7 separate regions of the Homo sapiens genome follow, and all the other regions are linked to region 4. A link is a contact called in ENCODE Hi-C or POLR2A ChIA-PET data. All regions are on one chromosome and are shown on one strand. The core of a region is the stretch at or near the end of the contact, and the rest is flanking DNA. Distances in the headings are between cores, read along the strand shown.

The links. Hi-C counts contacts between places; a loop is a spot of excess contacts on that map. ChIA-PET counts read pairs that join two places held with the same protein, here RNA polymerase II (POLR2A). Pooled maps may share reads with other maps.
Region 1: a loop to region 4 is called in a pooled map, with 8 times the contacts of the local background. The contact joins two enhancer-like sites. A Hi-C loop is called at or near these places in 2 of 37 single-sample maps with no recorded cell type and 8 of 50 pooled maps.
Region 2: a loop to region 4 is called in a map with no recorded cell type, with 11 times the contacts of the local background. The contact joins two enhancer-like sites. A Hi-C loop is called at or near these places in 4 of 37 single-sample maps with no recorded cell type and 5 of 50 pooled maps. POLR2A ChIA-PET finds 5 or more read pairs at or near these places in 1 of 52 experiments (GM12878).
Region 3: a pooled map shows a loop between it and region 4 (6-fold over the local background). The contact joins the promoter of POLR1F here to the enhancer-like site in region 4. A Hi-C loop is called at or near these places in 1 of 37 single-sample maps with no recorded cell type and 7 of 50 pooled maps. POLR2A ChIA-PET finds 5 or more read pairs at or near these places in 1 of 52 experiments (naive thymus-derived CD4-positive, alpha-beta T cell).
Region 5: a loop to region 4 is called in a pooled map, with 7 times the contacts of the local background. The contact joins two enhancer-like sites. A Hi-C loop is called at or near these places in 3 of 37 single-sample maps with no recorded cell type and 3 of 50 pooled maps.
Region 6: a loop to region 4 is called in a pooled map, with 3 times the contacts of the local background. The contact joins the promoter of SNHG26 here to the enhancer-like site in region 4. A Hi-C loop is called at or near these places in 1 of 37 single-sample maps with no recorded cell type and 1 of 50 pooled maps. POLR2A ChIA-PET finds 5 or more read pairs at or near these places in 1 of 52 experiments (B cell).
Region 7: a loop to region 4 is called in a map of B cell, with 7 times the contacts of the local background. The contact joins the promoter of HYCC1 here to the enhancer-like site in region 4. A Hi-C loop is called at or near these places in 1 of 168 maps with a recorded cell type or tissue (B cell), 5 of 37 single-sample maps with no recorded cell type and 8 of 50 pooled maps.

The regions. Positions count from the first base shown.
Region 1 is chr7:22,672,169-22,674,868 of GRCh38, forward strand. No RefSeq gene overlaps it. Among named protein-coding and RNA genes, the nearest start is that of IL6, 54 kb to the right of the region's middle. Within about 2 kb of position 1,288, at least 3 of the 41 ENCODE cell types and tissues checked have a DNase peak (open chromatin) inside an H3K27ac peak, as active enhancers do.
Region 2 is chr7:22,884,819-22,887,518 of GRCh38, forward strand. All of the region lies in intron 3 of LOC107986776 (a long non-coding RNA gene), which reads right to left. Among named protein-coding and RNA genes, the nearest start is that of SNORD93, 30 kb to the left of the region's middle. Within about 2 kb of position 1,278, at least 2 of the 41 ENCODE cell types and tissues checked have a DNase peak (open chromatin) inside an H3K27ac peak, as active enhancers do.
Region 3 is chr7:19,707,657-19,710,356 of GRCh38, forward strand. POLR1F (RNA polymerase I subunit F) reads right to left here and starts at 1,381. Exons shown (of 4, transcript NM_001002926.2): 1 at 1,107-1,381. The coding sequence starts at 1,360. RefSeq lists enhancers at 505-1,109, 1,074-1,143, 1,110-1,712, 1,254-1,533.
Region 4 is chr7:21,354,117-21,356,816 of GRCh38, forward strand. No RefSeq gene overlaps it. Among named protein-coding and RNA genes, the nearest start is that of SP4, 73 kb to the right of the region's middle. RefSeq lists an enhancer at 1,240-1,289. Within about 2 kb of position 1,380, at least 5 of the 41 ENCODE cell types and tissues checked have a DNase peak (open chromatin) inside an H3K27ac peak, as active enhancers do.
Region 5 is chr7:22,992,342-22,995,041 of GRCh38, forward strand. All of the region lies in intron 1 of HYCC1 (hyccin PI4KA lipid kinase complex subunit 1), which reads right to left. Among named protein-coding and RNA genes, the nearest start is that of HYCC1, 20 kb to the right of the region's middle. RefSeq lists an enhancer at 628-707. Within about 2 kb of position 1,255, at least 2 of the 41 ENCODE cell types and tissues checked have a DNase peak (open chromatin) inside an H3K27ac peak, as active enhancers do.
Region 6 is chr7:22,852,952-22,855,651 of GRCh38, forward strand. SNHG26 (small nucleolar RNA host gene 26) reads left to right here and starts at 1,289. Exons shown (of 5, transcript NR_146320.1): 1 at 1,289-1,329. RefSeq lists a silencer at 1,104-1,563 and enhancers at 1,661-2,272, 2,064-2,293.
Region 7 is chr7:23,012,873-23,015,572 of GRCh38, forward strand. It overlaps HYCC1 (hyccin PI4KA lipid kinase complex subunit 1), which reads right to left and starts at 1,258. Exons shown (of 11, transcript NM_032581.4): 1 at 1,053-1,258. RefSeq lists enhancers at 1-641, 1,059-1,248, 1,409-1,588 and a silencer at 599-868.

The DNA.
Region 1 (2,700 bases), core at 38-2,537, 1.3 Mb after region 4:
CAAAGGGAAACCTGCCTTTGCACATTTAAAGTTCTTCCAATGGAAAAAAATGGGAGACCTGCCAGATCACCCTTCAGAGAAGCCCAGCAGCTAATGAAATCCCCCTAAATAAGGCTTCCAATCAACATTTTAGTGCCTCTCCCTTAAAAATAAGTGACCAGTGCTGGGTGGGGTGGCACAAGCTGGTAATCCCAGCTACTAGGGAGGCTGAGGTGGGAACATTCCTTGAGCCCAGGAGTTTGAGTCCAGCCTGGGCAACAAAGTGAGACTCCCATCTGTAAAAAATAACTAAAAAACAAAAATAAATAAGTGGCCAAGATATTTGTGAAAAGCAACTCTCTTGAAGGAAACTAACAGAAATAAGAAATTCAGAAGAAATAAACAAGGAGATAAAAAAATGTTTTCAGGTAATATTAATGTCCTCAGAGAGATAGAAGATATATTCATGAAACAAGACATCATTTTTAAAAAGAGAGCTCTTGGGAATTCTAAATGTGATAGCAGAGATTAAAAGCTCAATGAAAGGGTTAAATAATAAACTTGAGGAAATCTCACAGGAAGTATAAGATAGAGACAAAGAGATTGAAAAGGGAAAGAAGATTTTTTTAAAAACAGGATCCATCCAGGAAGGCCAATACCCAGAAGGAGAGAATAAAGAAAACAGAATGAGAGAAAGAGAGAGAAATATAATCCTGATACACAATGCAGCTCAAATGTAGTTAGGGCTGACATAATTTAGCACATCATAGAATGTCGAGGTCTCAGCCAACAGTGGCAAAACCAGAAAACCAACAAAATTTACAATGCAGAGTCCTCAACAGGCTCAGGAACTGGCAGTTTCAGATAGTGCTTCTGAAACTGAAGGTTACGGTGAAAGAAACCAATCTAGGATGGGCTGGGTAAAAGCTGTGTGAGAAGCAATCAGAGCCTTCATTCCCCTCTCTGCTCCACATCACTGAGTATGTCCTCTTCCCCTCCCCCATACAAGATGGCAGGTTTATTCTTTGAAGGAATCCTTCCTGACCGGAGGTCAATTGGCACAGCGGTTGATTTGAGAACAGTAACACAAACCATAAAATGGTGAGACCCGCAGCCCTTCTTCCCCAGCTCTGTTTCCCCAATTGGCCATCAGAACAGTGACAGCATACTTGTAACCTTGGCAGGAGATTAGAAAGGTTTCTTTCTGAGGAATCTGACCAGTCCATGAAAAAAGGTCAGAAAATACTGAAGCAAAAAAGTTTCCTAAAACAAACAGTGCTTCCAGCTCACCCTACAGTGAAGCTCAAAGTCAACAAGCCTTGCCTGCAAGTTGAGAGCATCCAATCCACTTTTTAGTCCTCTAATCCTGAACAAACATCCAAGGGTGCCAGATGTCTAAGGAAAGCCCAGGGCAAGAAAACTGGAGAACAAAACAAATAGATAAAAGCAATTCGGAGGAAATAAAATACACAGTGACTAAAACTTTAAAAGTATCATGAATACCCTCAGGGAAATAAGAGACAATGACATACCTTTGAAACAAGAGTAGGAAACTATAAAAAGGAACCTAGGACCAGAAAATAGAATTGAGGCATTCTAGAAAGGTGAGTAAAATGACAGAGGGGAAAACAAAAACAAGAAAATGAAGATATTAGAGAACCAATCCAGGGGTCTGAATATCTGATTAACAAGAGTTTCCAAACAAGGGAGAAGAAAGCCAACGAGAGGAAATCGTCAGTAAAATTATTCAAGCAAATTTCTCAGAAGTGAAAGACTTAAGTTTCCAGATTTCCTGAAGGGGCCACTGAGGGCCCAGAATAATCCAGGCAGATTATTGTGAAATTTCACAACACTGGGGACTAAGGGAAGATCCTTTTTAACCTGATTACTGGAGGATGTTCTCCCCCAAAATAAGAGAGTAAACCAAAAAAGAAGAGATGAGGAATCCAACTTGGGAGAAAAATCTAGAGAATTCCAAGGTCCACAGTGAAGGAAAGACTCAAGATAGATGACAGCTCTGCAACAGCCTGGAGAGCATTCAACTCAGAAGAGGAAAGGGATCGGGGGTGGGGTGGGGAGTGGGCTATCCTAAGAGAAAAAAAGAAAGTGATAAACCATCCAATGTTGGTGTCTATTAGAAGGTGCGTCTGCTAGAAGAGGTACAAAGAAAATTAGGCAAATAGGAAAAAAGGCAACAATTTCAGGAAAAACTAGAAAAGGCAACCATAGTTCACAGTGCTCAACTGGAAATTGTATTTGCATAAAAAGTTAGGTAAATACAGAAGTTTAATCAAAAATTGTATTATCTTGGGAGGGTGGGGCATGGGAACAATAAGGAAGGATAGTATAAGAGTTGGATGTTCATCTATCATAACAGATGATTATGTCTAAAAGTCACCATTGCAAACAGTATATCTAGGCATATCATTTAGAAGTACTGAGATGTATATGCAAGAAGAAATGGCTAAAAGAATCAAAAGTAGTTGCCTCTAGGAAGAAGCAACGAAAGAGTGTGAAGAGTGATACAGGGAACCATTGTAATTTCTTTAATACTATTTAACAATACTTTTATTTTTATTTATTTATTTATTATTTTTATAGAAACAGGGTCTTGCCATCTTGCCCAGGCTGGTCTCAAACTCCTGGGCTCAAACAAGTCTCCTGCCTCAGCCTCCCGAAGTGTTGGGGTTACAGGCATGAGCCACTATGCCTGGCTTAACT
Region 2 (2,700 bases), core at 28-2,527, 1.5 Mb after region 4:
ATGGCCAAGAGCCATGGGGTAGGCCAAGAGTGCTGTCAGCCTATGCTTCTCTTCTTTGCTAAGACTCCAGAAAACAACACAGCACTTCACGGCATCTCTCGGCAGTCAACCAGAGTTAGAAGCTGGACCTCAGTCATCCACACCACATGCTAAATCATCACCAAATGGCCTCATGATGAAGGACTTCACACACAGAAACCTTCTGGGCATAGGTCACGCCTTCTATGCCTTTCCAGGACACATGACTGTGGCCCCCAGTGATGGTTAGGTGGCTATTACTGAGCTAAGACTCTACAATGAGTGTCTTGCTTCCTTTCTAAAAGAAACCCTACCCTTGGGCCAAGGGATAGGGAAGGGAACAGAAGGGAATTCTAGTTATGGCTGTTCTTTGTTTTAACCAATAAATGGATTTCCATTTTAAGAGCCCAGATGTCAAGAGTATCTTATTATAGTGGCCTCACACAGGCTGGGAATGAAGTAGAAATTAGAATGGTTGTTGAAAACTTTCCGTTTTCTTCTTCTTTATTAAGTCTGATGACTCAGACTTGATCTAGGGCTTTTTGTAACAGCCAGGCACATCCTCTTACATAAATGAGAGAAGATGTAACCACCTATTATAATGCCTTGCATATAAGGGACACTCAACAAACGGTGGCTAATAATATGATGAGTAGAAATAAATATTCTGTTCTGCCTCACAATGTCTATCACAATGAAAACAATTGTGGGAAGTAAACTGTATATTGAAATGTATTACCAAAATCGAAAGTTAAGCAAAAATAGTTTCCATAGATAGCTAAAAACTTTCTGTTTTTCCTGAGCTAAAGAAGAACAAGAAACTAAAACTCCTTTCAGGCACCATTTATCTTTCTGTTAAACATCAATCTGATGTCATGTGGCAAGAGTTTTAGTTTCATTTAAAAATCATTTCTGATATCTTGTGGAACAGAACAATTTCCCTTCCAGAGAAAAAGGGTATCTATTTAGCCAATGACAAACAGCTTCCATTTTCTCCTTTTTTTTAACTTTCTTTTTTTTTTTTTTTTTTTTGTTAACACCACTTTTGTTCAGGGTGACAGTACACCTGTAGCCCAAGGGGATGAATCACAGTAGATATAAATTCCACGTGGTGATTTCCTTCCCTAGACTACCCTGTAGCTAGGATTGGCATAGGACCATTCTGGCCAGTGAGGTATAAGTAGAAGTCTCCTGGGGGCTTCAGGGAAAGAATCTGCTTTCTGATAAATGATGCAAGTGCAAGAGGAGAGTTTGCTTTTGCTCTTCCCCACCCACATCCTGTCTGGGAGTGTGACAGTGCCTACAGCTGCAGCAGCTGTCTTGCAATCATGAATTGACAGTGTCAGAAGCCAATCTGCTGAAAATGACAAGGCAGATGGATAGATCAACATGGGGTCTCAATGGCATCACTGAGTGGCTGCACCAACACTAAATGGACAACAGCTGCAATTCTTGTTTAGCCAAGGTTGAAGGTTCTTAAAATTGAAACTCTTGTCAGTTGAGTTTTATTTGCAGCCAGAAGCAATTCCAACTGATTCACAGACCTTTAATTACTAGTTCAATGACTACCCATACACCCAGTATCTAAATTTAACTACTTCTAATATTTACCACATTTGCTTTTTTCTCTAAGTTTTCAATATATGTGGAAGATAAATTGTAGACATAACGCTTAGCCCTTCAGCAAGTATCTCCTAAAAAGAAGAACATTTTCCTTCATAACCACAAGGCTATTATCCCTCCTAAAAATATTAATGATTCTGTGATATCATCTGAACACTAGTCCATATTCGGTTTCCTTTATCACAAAACACATTTAACACAAAAATGTGTTTTTGTAGTTGGATAAAATTTTCATATAAATGTTCATACAAACGGGACTTGGGATTTTGTTTTCCCTTTTCTTTTCCCTTTTTAAAAAAAATTTAATTAATTATTATTTTTTTTTTATTTTTTGAGATGGAGTCTCGTTCTGTCACCAGGCTGGAGTGCAGTGGTGTGATCTTGGTTCACTGCAACCTCCGCCCCCCGGGTTCAAGCGATTCCCCTGCCTCAGCCTCCCAAGTAGCTGGAACTACAGGTACCTGCCACCACGCCCAGCTAATTTTTGTTTTTTTAGTAAAGATGGGGTTTCACTATATTGGCCAGGATGGTCTCAATCTCTTGATGTTGTGATCCACCTGCCTCGGCCTCCCAAAGTGCTGGAATTACAGGCATGAGCCACCGCGCCCAGACTTAATTTATTTATATTTATTTATTTTTTGAGACGGAGTCTCACTGTGACACCCAAGCTGGAGTACAATAGCACGATCTTGGCTTACTGCAACTTCCACCTCGCAAGTTCAAGCGATTTTCCTGCCTCAGCCTCCCGAGTAGCTGGCATTACAGGTGCCCGCCACCATGCCCAGCTAATTTTGTATTTTTAGTAGAGACAGGGTTTCACCATGTTGGCCAGGCTAGTCTCAAACTCCTGACCTCAAGTGATCCACCCACCTCGGCCTCTCAAAGTGCTGGGATTACAGAGGTGAGCCACCACTACTGGCCTTCTCCTTTTAATAAAAAAGAAACATTCTCCACTCTCTCCGCCTGTGGCTACAAAGTTTCATTTTCCAGACCATGCTGGCTCTGGGCCCATAGTGCCCCTGGGAAGATTGGAATAAAGCTTTGGCGTTAAGACTAACA
Region 3 (2,700 bases), core at 131-2,630, 1.6 Mb before region 4:
AATTCTACACTCCTTATCTTATTAGATTTCTGTCAAATTTTAACACTTTACTATTTATTGGCTTGTATTTGTATCTCTCCTACAGCTTAAAGCTCCTTGAAACAGAGATTTTATTTTTTGTTTTTGTATCTCAAGTGTTCGGTATGTAATATAAACATACAAGAAGTGTATATTGGTGCTTGGAAGAATCTGCAGATTCTAGACATGGGTGGAGGTCCAGGATCCCTTAAGAAACTGATAAAAACTTCCGATGCAGTGCCCAAGGAACTTCACATAGGAATTCCTGAAGGGCAATCATGAATCCCTAGAGAATCCATTCCCTCTAGTTTTAGAACCCCGCTTTTAAACCAAAGTATAGTCCAGAGGAATACTCAAGCACATGCCCGCGCCCCCCGCCCCACACCTCTGTAATTCTAAGTTTTCAAGTCACTTTTGAATACCGTAATATAAATGCATACGTTTTGGTTTTTTCTCTCCCCAAAGCAACAGGCTCACTAGTTCGACTGAATAAATCTTCTTAAAAACAACAAAATCCCGCTAAACTAATGGCATTTTCATAATCCCCAGATCAGGTCCAAGAGAAGAGAAAATGGGGAAATTACCAGAGCGAAATCCAACAACAAAAAAGGTCCTTCATGTTTTACAAATAGAACGGTTGTACTAATGCTTCGTATGCTATCTTCTATGGAATGAGAATCTACTCAAGCACTGCAAACCAGATTTTTATCGTCAAATGAGAAAGCATCATCCGTAAGGGGATAAATGAAACGTTGAATGCCAAACAGAACTGGGCCTACTAGGTCTCCAGATCCCTGGTCTTTTCCTACCCCTACACCAGGGTTCTGGAGCAAGAATCTCCACTCCCTCCGCCCACACCTGAACTTCATCTTTAAGTTTTCTTCTCTATCTATGAAAGGGACCCTGTATAGATCTTTACCAGAGCGGTACTGGCCTTGAGGGACGGATCGCGACTCTAGAAATCCAGGGGGCTAAGCTCTGGGGGGCAATGCGACCTTTGCCATTTGCCCCTTTCTGCTGCGTCGTCAGCACATCCACCTGCTTTACTTCCCGTGCACAAAAGAAGGAACAGGCAAAGAGATCGGTACCTCTCAGAATAGCGAAGGAGCTCCGCATCAAGCTGTTCTCGAATGCCGGTGCGTTTCCTGTTAAGGTAGCGGGGCGACAGCGCGATGTGCCTTTGGTGCGGCCCGGCCACCAGGCATGAGTAGCGACTGTTCACCAGCGCACAAGCAGCGGCATAAGTCGGCAACTCTAGGCAAGGCAGGACGCCAGCCTGCCCTACCAGAGACCCATCAGAAGCCGCCGCTGGCCGCGGCGCCTCTGAGCAACCTGCAGCCATGCTGCTTGTCAAGGTTCCCACGGCGCGCGCCGTTGACGCAAGCACAATCCCATGTCCCCGGCGCTCGTTTTACGCCATCCACCAACGACCACGCCCCTAGGAATTTCCCCTCTTTTCGCTGCATTACGCAGCCCTGACCAGCAGGGGGAACCGCGTTTTCGCGCTTCGAGAACGGGAGCTTAGAGCCTCGGAAATGCATTGAGCACGCAGGAAAGCCAACCGACTGCTCTTTTAAGGGCAGGCAAATGTGTGTTTTCGCACAGAGGCTTATTGGATTAAGTAGGTAGCTTAAAAATGGGGGTTCTCACTTTGATCATTTCCAGTAGTGAGGTGGGTTTGGTAGAATTTTACAGGCTTGGACTGTACAATAAAAAATCAAAATATTTATGGAGTATATTTTATGCAGTACACGGAATCCTAAGCAGGCCTGATAATTGTAATGCAACGCATCTGAAAACGAACCCACTAGTTCTCTCCTGTCCCGCTTCTCTTCTCATTATGCAACTGCTAAATCAGGGAATCATACAGCCAAGCTGTCAGCCTCGGATCCTCTTTTGTATCCCCAAGTATCAAATCAGCCTGAAGACCTGTATTGCCCAAAGTGGAAATATCATTCTATTTGGACACTATTCTCTTTCCCTGCCGCCAAAACCGCAGGACTCCCTGCCTGTGGAAGCCTAGCTCAATGGTCAGGAGGACACTCTGGGGCAGCCAGATCTTCCCTGAAATACATATGATCGTGTTGTGCCCTGTTTAAGCCCTACATAGGCACCCCATTTTCTCTAGGACAACACAAACTCATGAAAATGGCTTATAAGTTACAAGGCCATTTTGTGATCTGCGTGGGCACACAGCCTCTCTCTTCAGCTTCATTTGTCACACTCCCCACCCTAATATTATCATGCTGCTTGATCTACTTTCAGGTCTCTCTTTGTGCAGTCTCACGCTGTTCCTTCCACCAGGGAATATAATAGCATTTTTCACAAGGGTAAATTCTACTCATGTATGAATTTCTAGCTTAGATTTTACATTCTATACCTTTGCAAAGAGTTTTCAAGCACCCCACTCCTCTTTCTCTATAAGGATTAGGTAGTTACCCATCTATGTTGGTTTTTATGTTAATTTTTTATTAACTGTCTTTGCTTGCCTGTTCCATCAATAGATTCCTACACTCACTAAAGTGGGGACCATAATATCTGTATTGTTCACTACAGTAGCCCCCCACAATTTATCCCTCCTCCAAAGAAACGAAACCAAGAAAAACCCAACCAATACATCTTGAATGAATAACCTGATAGTGAGTTAATAAATAATAAGTGATAAAGAGCTCACAGCCTAAG
Region 4 (2,700 bases), core at 130-2,629:
CTAATTTTTTTTTTTTTTTTCATTTTTTGTAGAGACAGGGTCTCCCTATCTCTAGGGCTAGGCTAGTCTCAAGCCATCCTGCCGCCTCATCCATTCTTTCTTCATTTGTTCTTCCTTTTCTCTTCCACCCATCATCCCTTCTTCCTGCCTCCTTCAATCGATTACTTGGTTAGTGTTTGTTGGGAAGTTAGTCAGTTCCAGGCAGTGGGCTAAACACAAACATGAAAAGATGGGGTCCTCGCTGTCGTCCTTTTCTGTTGTTGAGTAACAAATCACCCACAAATCTCGCAACTTAAACCAACACGCATTTATTACCTCCCCACTCAGTATACCAGAGAACAACCTGGTGTGGCAGGAATTTCTGCTCAGGGTCACCCATGGCCAGTATTCAGGTGTCAGCCGGGCTGGGAACTTAAGTGTAGGCTCTGAGGAGAAATCCACTTCCAAACCCATTCAGGTTATGACAGAGTACCCTACAGTTACAGGACTGAAGTGCTTTCCATCTGAGATCTGGGACCTGCCTCAGCTCTTTGAAGCCACTCACATTCCTTTTCCCATGGCTCCTCAATCTTTAAGCAGTAATAGTGCCAAATGACTATCGTGCTTCAAACCTGACTGCCTCTATTGTCATCAGCCAGAGAAAACTCCATTTTTAAAGATGTATGTTATTACATTGGGCCCACCAGGCTAATCCAGGCTGGTCTCCCTCTGTAACAAAACATAATCTCAAGCATGATAGCACATTCTGAAGTCCCAGGGACTCGGGAGGGACTTCACTGGGGGCCGCTTTAGAACTTCTGCCTACACATCTGCCATCAGGTGCTCACACAATACATACAAAAACAATAGCACTGCAATAAGATAATTGTACAAAAGAAAGTGCGGTAAACAAAATGTCACACATACATACAATGGAATACTATTCAGCCATAAAAAGGAAGAAAATTCTGACATGCTACAACATGGATGAACCTTGAGGACATTATGCTAAGTGAAATAAACCTATGATCCCACTTATTTGCAGTATCTAGAATAGGCAAATTCACAGAGACAGAAAACAGAATAGAGGTTTCCAGGCATTGGCGGGAAGAAGAATGAAGTTGTTGTTTGATAGTTATAGAGTTCTGTTTGGGATAATGAACGTGTTCTGGAAATGGATAGTGGTGACAGTCACACAGCATTGTGAACATACTTAAAAGTACTGAATCGTATACTTAAAAATGATTTACATGGTGAACTTCATGTTCTGTATATTTTACCACAATAACATAAAATTAAAGTGTTGAAAAAATAGACTGGAGGCATAAGAAAAGAACAGCATAACTTGCTTCCTGAAAGAGCAAAATGTCAGATTGGGCAGGAGATAAGATCAGATGGGTGTGGGTGAGAAGGGTGTGGACTGTGCGGTGGGAGGGACAATGTCATAATTTCAGTTCCCTTTTTGGTCACCACACAGCTAAGGTAACTTGATAATTTTGTCCAAACCTGCCTTCCTTTCTTGCACTAGCTGCCTGGAAAGCAAACCTTATTTAGCAATCACTAATAGTCCTAGAACTTTTGAGTGTTAATGATAGAGGTGTGAATCAAGTACCTGCTATTTATTAAGTGTCACGTTGGTGACCCCAAATTCACCTTGCTTCTAGGAAATAGAAAGAAGGAAACACAGAGACTGAGCACTATGCTGAGCACTGTGCTTCCTTACATAGCTTCAATGCTTCACAATGACAATGCAAGTTAAGTAGCCATGAAACTTGTTTTCCCCAGTTTTACCAATAAAACATTTGGGGTTGTGAAAGTCTGAATAATTGCCCGCATGTCAGGTAACAAAGAAAAGAAAGTACCTTCCCACCTGAGGGTCTTGTAATATGCTGTTCCCTCTACTTGGAATGCCTATCTACTTTCTCAACCTGTCACCACCACCACCATCATCTACACACACACACATCTGCTTAACATTCTGTATCTAATTCCTACCCATTAGTAAGCAAGGCTACCATATTCAGCTTTATAGATTGTGTGCTGCAAGAGTCCCAGGAGCACCATTCACGTAGACCACAATGTAAAAATGCCCTTGGAGTTGTGCAGTGCCCAACCTGCACAAACATACATGGCAAACCTCAGTCTCTCTCTCTTTTTTTTTTTTTTTTTTGGAGATGGAGTCTCGCTCTGTCACCCAGGCTGGAGTGCAGTGAGGCAGTGATGCAATTTCGGCTCACTGCAACCTCCGCCTCCTAGGTTCAAGTGATTCTTCTGCCTTGGCCTCCTGAGTAGCTGGGATTACAGGTGCCTGCCGTCATGCCCAGCTAACTTTTGTATTTTTAGTAGAGATGGGATTTCACTATGTTGACCAAGTTTGTCTCAAACTCCTGACCTCAAATGATCTGCCAGCCTCGGCCTCCCAAAGTGCTGGGATTACAGGCATGAGCCACTCTGCCCTGCCTATACATGGCAAACCTCTCTCAAAGTTTTGGCTTAGGTGTACTTCTATAGGTGGGCCGGGTTAGGTCTTCTCTCATATGCATCTGTATTCTTCTTTAAAGTATCTAGTACAAGCCCACTTAAATAGTTATTTGCATAATTAATATTTTATATATGACTTCCCTGCTAAACTGCAAGTTCAACAAAGGGAGAAATCACATCTGCTTAACTCTTTTTGAACAAAGAAATAAGATAGAGCTGGGTTTGTGTGAGTTCAAAGCA
Region 5 (2,700 bases), core at 5-2,504, 1.6 Mb after region 4:
TTTAAAATAAAAAATATTTCTCCTTGGATCAAGTCAGACTAACAGAAAACCACATATATGTACTGTATTATTGATTTTATAGAACTGTCTGTTTGGAGAAACTGGGCTTTGAAATTATGTCCAAAATGTTACCAAAGCACTGCTAGATGACATTTATCCTCCTTAAAAGCCAACAGAGTCTAGAAAATTCACATCTTAAGTTTTCAGTACTAGGAAAATCTCTCCTTTGGAGTAACTTGTTTGTTTTTATATTATGAATACTGTGAGTTTCATAACCAATTCTCTTTGTCTTACTGTTATTTTCTGTCTGCCTGTATCTACTTTTTTTATGTTGTTATGTATATTTGTAAAGCAAAGCCAATATAAATGCACAAAAGTTTTCTTTTGTATGAATTCCATTGTTTAATAAATTAGGACAGAAAGTTATCACAAATGGAACCACACTACATCAAGTTACATAGAAATGGGGAGGTAAAATTTTTACAAAAATTCAAAATAACTCTCCAGTTAAAATTAAGGTTAATTTTTCAAAAATTAAAAGAAATCAAGAGGAATATACAAGGAACCAAGAACAGTCAAGGGCTGTCTTGAAGAACAACAGAACTGTGGGACCTGGACTTCCAACAGCAAAGCTTAGTATAAAACTTACCAAAAACTATAGTAATTAAGCCAGTGGTGGCACTGTCAGAAGAATAGAAAACAACCAATGGAACAGAATAGAGTGGCCAGAAACAGACCCACACATATATGGTCACCTGATTTATGACAAAAATGACACTGAAATTCAGTGAGGAAAGGATGCTCTTTATAATAAATGGGGCTAGGTTATTTGGATAGCTACATGGGGAGGACAAAAAGAACCATGACCCTAGAGATCATGCTGTATGCAAAAATAAAAACAGTTTCAGTTGGACCACAGATCTAATTGTGAACAGTAAACCATAAGGCTTTTAGAAGAAAATGCAAGAGAGTACTTTCATAATCTTAGGCTAGGCAAAGGTTTCTTAAACAAGAGGCACAAAAGCACTAATCACAAGGAGGGGAAAAGGATAAACTGGACTTCCTTGAAAGTAAGAATTTCTACTCACCAAAAGATACCACTAGGAGAATGAAAAGGCAAAGCCATAGGGTGGCAGATGATATCTGCAATTCATATACATGGCAAAAGTCTCATATCCAGAATATATAAGGAACTCATAAATTATTAAGAAAAAAGGTAGACAATCCTATAGGAAATCAAGACCATCACTTACTCAAATGGAAACTTAGCACATGAAACGTGCTCAACTTTGTTAGTCATCAGGGAAATGTCAGTTAAAACCCACAGTGAAATACACCATACAAACACACACACACACACACACATACACACACACACGTACGCATGTGTAGCTAAAATGAAAGATCACACCAAGTGTTGAAAAAGATATGGAGCAATCAATATTCAGACACAGCTAATGTGAATGCAAATTGGTACAATATCTTGGAAAACTCTTTAGCAATATCCTCTAAACTTGAGGATATATACATATACTCTACGAACCCAGAAATTCTACCCATGTTAATACTCAACAGAAATGAGGACATATGTTCTCTGAAAGCTATGTTCAGAAAATGTTCATCTGAGCAATAGGCTTTTGTTTTTGTTTTGTTTTTAGAGACAGAGTCTCACTCTGTTACCCGGGCTAGAGTGTAATGGCGCTACCACAGCTCACTGTAGCCTCAAATTCCTGGGCTCAAGGGGTCCTCCCACCTCAGCCTCTCAAGTAGCTGAGACTACAGGAGTGTACCACATGCTTGGCTACAGCAGGTATTTTTTAATAGTCAAAAACTAGAAACAAACCAAATGTCCATCAGTAGTTGAACGAATAAATTACAGTATACTGTACAATATCTGAAATTCTATACAACAAAATATAACTTTTAATGAATAAACTATATCTGTGTTACAGTGTTGGATAAAAGAATGCAGGAAAACAGAGTACATACTATATAATTACATTTATGTAAATTTCAAGAACAGATAAAACGAATCCATTTGTGTTAGAAGTTGGGATAGTGGCTGCTCTTGAGGGGCCTATCTTGTCGGTTCTGATAACAGTCTGTTTCTTGATCTAGGTGCTGGTTACTCAAGTGTATACATTTGGTGAAAATTTGCCAAGCTAAACATTTCATAAACTGTACATTTTTCTGTATGTATATTATACATTAGTAACACCAGTCAGCCCTGGGTCTCTTATCTTCCACTTGATAGAGATCAAATGGGAGCCCTCATTGTATAGCTGAGCTCACATGGACACTCACTTGTTTAGCACGCATGCAAGCTCAGAATAAAATTGTTCCTCCCCAAACTTCTCTGTCTCCTGCAGAACTCAAAAGGGAGTCTATGACATGCCTCCCTATCCTGAAACTTTCACAGTCTCACCACCACTGTCTGCTTTAGGTCCACCAGGACTAAAGTCTTTATTCCCTTCATCTCTGTTTATGTCCAGCACCACAAGAAGCTACAGACACCTAGATGACACTCATCTCACACACTAGTCATCATAACTCTTTGTACATCTTCTGTTTTGCTCCCATCTCCCATCCCATCCTAATTCTGGAAGGACGATATACTTCCATGGGTCCTCTGGAATTTACAGTCTATTACCAGCAAAATCCTCTACATCTTCAACAGTTCTTCAAATGTTGCTTTCTTCT
Region 6 (2,700 bases), core at 39-2,538, 1.5 Mb after region 4:
TCTTCTTGGCCTCTCTGAGCATGCACTCTTTCCTTCTGGGTATGGGACAGGACTCCCTCTGGAATGGGGGTCTTATGACCTACAGTCAAACAAGGGAAGTCAAATAATGTCTTTATGGCCAGATTTTACACAGAACGGCAGAGGGAAAGTCCCCACAGTCCTTGTATTAATTCCCTAGGGATGCCTTAACAAAGCACTCGGTGACTTAACAGAAATGTTTTGTCTCACATTTCTTGTGACTAGAAGTCCAAAATCAAAGTGTCAGCAGAACCAAACACCAAGCTCCCTCTGAAATCTGCAGGGGAGGGTCCTTCCTTGCCTCTTCCTAGCCTTTCTCCGGTGGTGGCCGGCAATCCACCGCATTCCTGGGCTTACAGCTGCATCACTCTGATCTGCCCCTGTCCCGCCACATTTTCGTGTGTCTCTGTCTTCAAGTGGCATTTTGACACCGTGTGATAAGGACATCAGTCATGTTGAATTAGGAGGGTCCACCCCAATGATCTCGTCTTGACCACATCTGTAAAGACGCAGTTTTTCCAAGTTAGGTCGCATTCACAGGTGCTGGAGGTTAGGTCTTCAATGTCTTTGGGAGTGGGGACAAATTCAGTCCTTAACACTCATGTTCTATATGTAGTGCTGCTTAGGCATCCAGCCAACAGACCTGCTTATTTTACTGCAGTCAGAATACCTTCTCCCCTTCCTCCTCACAGTCCAATGACACAGACGTGCTTTGGGGGCAAGATATTTGCGGGCCGTGGCCATCATTCTAAGCATGCAGCACTCCAGGCACCAGGAGTCCTCCCCGTGCTTCAACCCCTCTTCGATGAGTTTGCACCCCCGACCTCCGCTAATGTTCACATCCTTTAACGGGAGCCAGTCTTCTGCTACGTAATTAGACGAGTCTTGAAAGAAGCACCCAGGGGCGTGGCTGAAGACTTTAAGAAACACCAGGCAAGGGAGGGGAGTGGGTACCAGAGACACCTAACATTATTTGAGTGGCAGGAGCTTCCTCTGACCTTCAACGAGGTAAAGAGACATCACAGCCAGCGAGAGTTTGGGGCAGACTCCCCAGACTCGGAGGCCGGGGCAAAGTGGGAGCCGGGGCCAAGTGGGAGCCGGGGCCGTGTGGGGTGGGGGGGGGGGCCCAAGGCGGGGAAGGCCCGGGCCGCCGACAGGGGGCGCGCGAGGGCCTCCGGGCCCCGCGGGCGGGGCGGGTGCTGGACCCGGAGGGGCCTTCCGGCAACTTTTTGGTTGGTGCCGCCCCGCCCAGGCCCCTTTTAAACTTGATCTCCGCAGTGCCCTCCCTTTTCGGCCGCGGCGCGTGACTGGGTAAGTGGGCTCGGACCTTCTGGACGCAGGAGCCGACCACGTGGCTCCGGGGCTACCCCGTGCGCTTCCTAGGCGCGCCTCTCGCTGCCCCCACGCCGAGGCCTCGGCTCGGCGCCGCGGGGAAGCCTCCGTTAGGGCCCCTCGGGGGTGGGGGCGTCCTCGTGGCGCTTGGGCCCTTCGTCCCGGGTTAGGACGGCCCGTGTCCTTGTGCGCTTGAAGGGGCCGCCCCCTTTCCTCGAGGATCCCACCCCCACTCAGCAGAAGCCGCCAGGCGCCCGTCACCTCCCGTGCCTGAGTCCCTGCCGTCCACGCATTCGGCCTACAGGCAGCTTTTAGTCCTTTTTCAATTAAATGATTGCATTTTGAGGATCAAATTCCAACCGCAGGCGGAGGCGCCGAGCCCCGGACGGTCTCTGGGTTCTTGGTGCACTCGGGGCTCCTGCCTGCCCAGGGGCTGTGACCGCGCGGACGGAAGCCTATTTGGGAAGCGAGTGAGATCTGATGTCTGAAGCGCTTTAAGTTTCTAAGCGGGGCAGTATAATAGCGGGGTTAGCAAACACACGGAGGTCATTTCACTCGCGCAGCCATCCCCCACCGCCACCAGTGCCGTTCATTTGCTACTGGCCCGCAGTCAGATAATTTAAAGGCTTGGAGGGACGAGTCTTGCTGGAGCCGACGCCTACAGTAAGTTGAGCGGAGTGCTGTGAGCCCTAATAAGGGAGCCTGCTTTCCTCCCGAAGATTCGCTTTTTTGGGAGTGGCCAGAGCGTTATTACAGCACAGGGCCCGCTTCCAACGTTTAATCAGGGTGTGAGGAGGCCCTTCGTGGTTTTCTGACCTGGGAAAAGTCTGAACTACTGGGTTCTTTCTGGCTTGGACCAGGACAAGGTGTTGAACGCCTAACTTAGGTCTACTAAGGTGTAGAAATACGCAAGGCTGCCCCTAGAGAACGTTTGTCTGGGGAATAATGTAAGTTTTTGGAGCGGCTCTCCTGAGCATCGCTGAGCATACTAATTGTTCATTACTGGTACAAAATGCTATATAAAGGGATACTTTGCGAATTTAGTAAAATTGATAAAGATCTAAATTTACATTTGAGTCAACAAATAATCTTTGTGGCTAGCATAGGTACCACAGTTCTGTTGGAATGTGAAGCTCGTGGTTCACCTGTTTTCCTCAGTTGTGAAAGATTTGCTGCCTTTTTGATGAAACCAAATGGGACCCATTTTACCATTCTTTAATGAGGAAAGCTTGTACATTTGCAGCCTAGGTTCTAGGCATCTTTTATCCAGCGTTATAGATAGACCCAGAGCATGGACAATTTTCCCTCCCTGGAATACCTCCAGCTCTGGCGAATAGCCCTATATACAGC
Region 7 (2,700 bases), core at 8-2,507, 1.7 Mb after region 4:
AAAAACTACTGTGTGATCCAAGGATAAATAATTTGCAAAAGGTCAGCTTGGCCCTACTGCCTGTAGGGCAGTCTCTGAGATAAGAAGTAGCTGCCGGTGGAACAAATTCCCCCTACCTGAAGAGCGCCGCGGCTGCCAGGCTTGTGATAGTGTATTTCTCAGAGAGCAGATTCTGTGCAGTACTAAACCACTTAGGCAAAATTAAAATCTTTCAGGAATGTCTAAACTCACAAAGCACACATGTGCAAGCTGACGGGCAGACAGCAAATTTCGGGGAAGCGTACAAACTTGGGGGTGTTTTAATGCAACCATTTTCAGCCAAACCCCCGAGGATTCCCGAGTATGTTAAAATGAGCCTCAGGAGAGGAATAACTCATAGAAAGAAGGGGCAAGGGCTCAAGAAGAGATCTTCAGCGAAATAACCAAGGAAGGAAGCGTGGCTGCTGTCTGAACCTCTCCGCCCTGCAGGGGACCAAAGACCGACTCGGGCCAACGCTGCTCTCCAGGGGGCGAGGGCGGGGGGTCGACAGTGACCATTGTGGCCACCAGACCGGACGGACAGTGGCGGCCTCGCCGAAGTAGAGGGCGCGAGTGGGAGAGGAGGCAGAGGCCAGAGCATCCGCCGCGGCAGGGAGGGGACGGGGGGCTCCCGCCCCAGGCCCACCCGGCAGAGGGGCGGCCGGTGGGGCCGAGGCGGCGGCACCCGGGTCACAGCAGGAGGCTGGACTGCTCCTCGCCGGGAAGGAAAGACCCGAGTCGCGCGCACAAAGCTGCCGCCCTCCAGGCAGCGGGCAGGCTGCGCCCAACTTCGGGGCGAGCAGCGCCGGCCGCAGCCCACCCGCCCGCCAGCCGCCCCCAGCGCCCCGCGCCGCCTCGCACCCACCCATGGCGCCTCGCGCGGGAGCCGTTACCCCCAGTGGAGCCGCGGCCCCAGGGACAAAGTCCCGGTCCTGTCCTCGCCGCCGCCTCGCCCCGGCTCCTCCCTGACAAAAAAAAGTTATCCGTTGCCGGACGCCCTGGGGGCCCGGCGTGGGTCTCTCGGCTGGACTCACCAGGGCGGCTGCCGGAGCTCCACCTGCAGGACCTCGACTCGTGAGGCTCTCAGCGACAGCGACGGAGGCTGCTCTGCTTCCTCCCGAGTAGCAGCACCACCTGCTCCCCTTCTTCCTAGCAGAACGGGTCCCGGTGAGCCATCTTCCCCCTCCTCTCACTGACTGACAACCCAGCCGGGAGAGCCACCACTGCCGCCAGCCTCTCTGACAGGCACGACCAGGGACCCGTCCTCAAGCAGCCAACCACCACCGCCCCACGCCAGTTCAGCCTATCGCCGTCCTCCGGGGCGGGATCAGAACAACTTCTCCACCAATGAGAATCTTCTTCTGCTGGGCCTGGGGCGGAGCCATGAGGCGCCTTGAGTGGGCGTGGTCTGAGCAATGGGCGTGATCCGGGCGTCCGAGGGAAGTTGATTGACTGTAAGGTTTGCGGTGGCCGCTAGGCGATGACAATCAGCGAAGGTCTCTTAGATTCTGAGCCGTTAGGGCTTATGGCCTTCTCAGAAAAAAATAAACCTTACCGGATGATGTGAAGGGTATCAATTTGTTTCTCTTTTGTGAGAAAAGAGAAACAAATTGATAATTTACTAGTCAGTAGGATTTACTTCCCTGTAATTAAATTCACAAGAATTTATCAAAATCTTATCAAATCCCGGGAGGAAAAAAAAATTACGTTTTTGCAAAATGGAAATACAAACTTCCCCCTCACTACATCATTGCTTTTGGGCTTAGCCTGGAAAAAGTCAAATACGATGCCTCAGTTTTCTTTCCATGGGGGTTGTTTTTATTTTTTCCATCATTCCTCCCTACTTTTTCTCTGAACATATACTAAATGTTTTGTATAATAACTGGAACCCGAGAACACCTGAACCTGCGCCTGCAGACAGTACTGCTGTTTTTGACCTTGTAAACCTCTCCTACCACATCCTTCTCAAGACTGGTCAGGATTAATTAGAAGAAAAACTGACCTCCACCCTAGAAGACAGGAAGTTCATTCTAGCTTTACACTAGAAATGGGCAGGATTTCTCCAGAAACACTAAGTGAACTTTTCAAACATGCTGAACTCATAAATAACAAGCACATAAATAAGAAGATATATTACTTGATATCAAAAGGGTATCAAGCAAACAATTTCAGGTAATTATTAGGGCAGATTGCTAAAACAGATAGGATCCCCCTCCAAAGGGAGGATCAGATTAATGAGTAAATAATAACAAACTACAGTGATAAGGACAATAGAGATTGGTTCAATGAGCAATGGAAACAGAGGACAAGAAATGACTGTTTAGGAAAGTCAGCGAACTCCACAAGGAAGGTAATGTTTGAGTTGGATCTTAAAAGGTAAATGGGAGTTTGCCAGAGAAGAAAGTCAAAGGGTATTTCAGAAAGGGAGAACACCATGTTCAAAGGCATGGAGCTGTGAAAGGGCACAGAGCCATTGTGGAATGTTGAGAAGGTAGATGGGGTTAAATGATGAGGAACGGCCAAAAATTGGGCTGGAGCAAAAGGTTGAGGTGAGATTGTAAAAGACCTCACAAGCTACACTAAGATATTCAGACAAGCACTGTCCAGCAGAGCTTTCTGCACTGGTGAAAATGTTCTATATTTGTGTTGTCCAAAATAGTAGCCATTAGCCACATGTGGCTA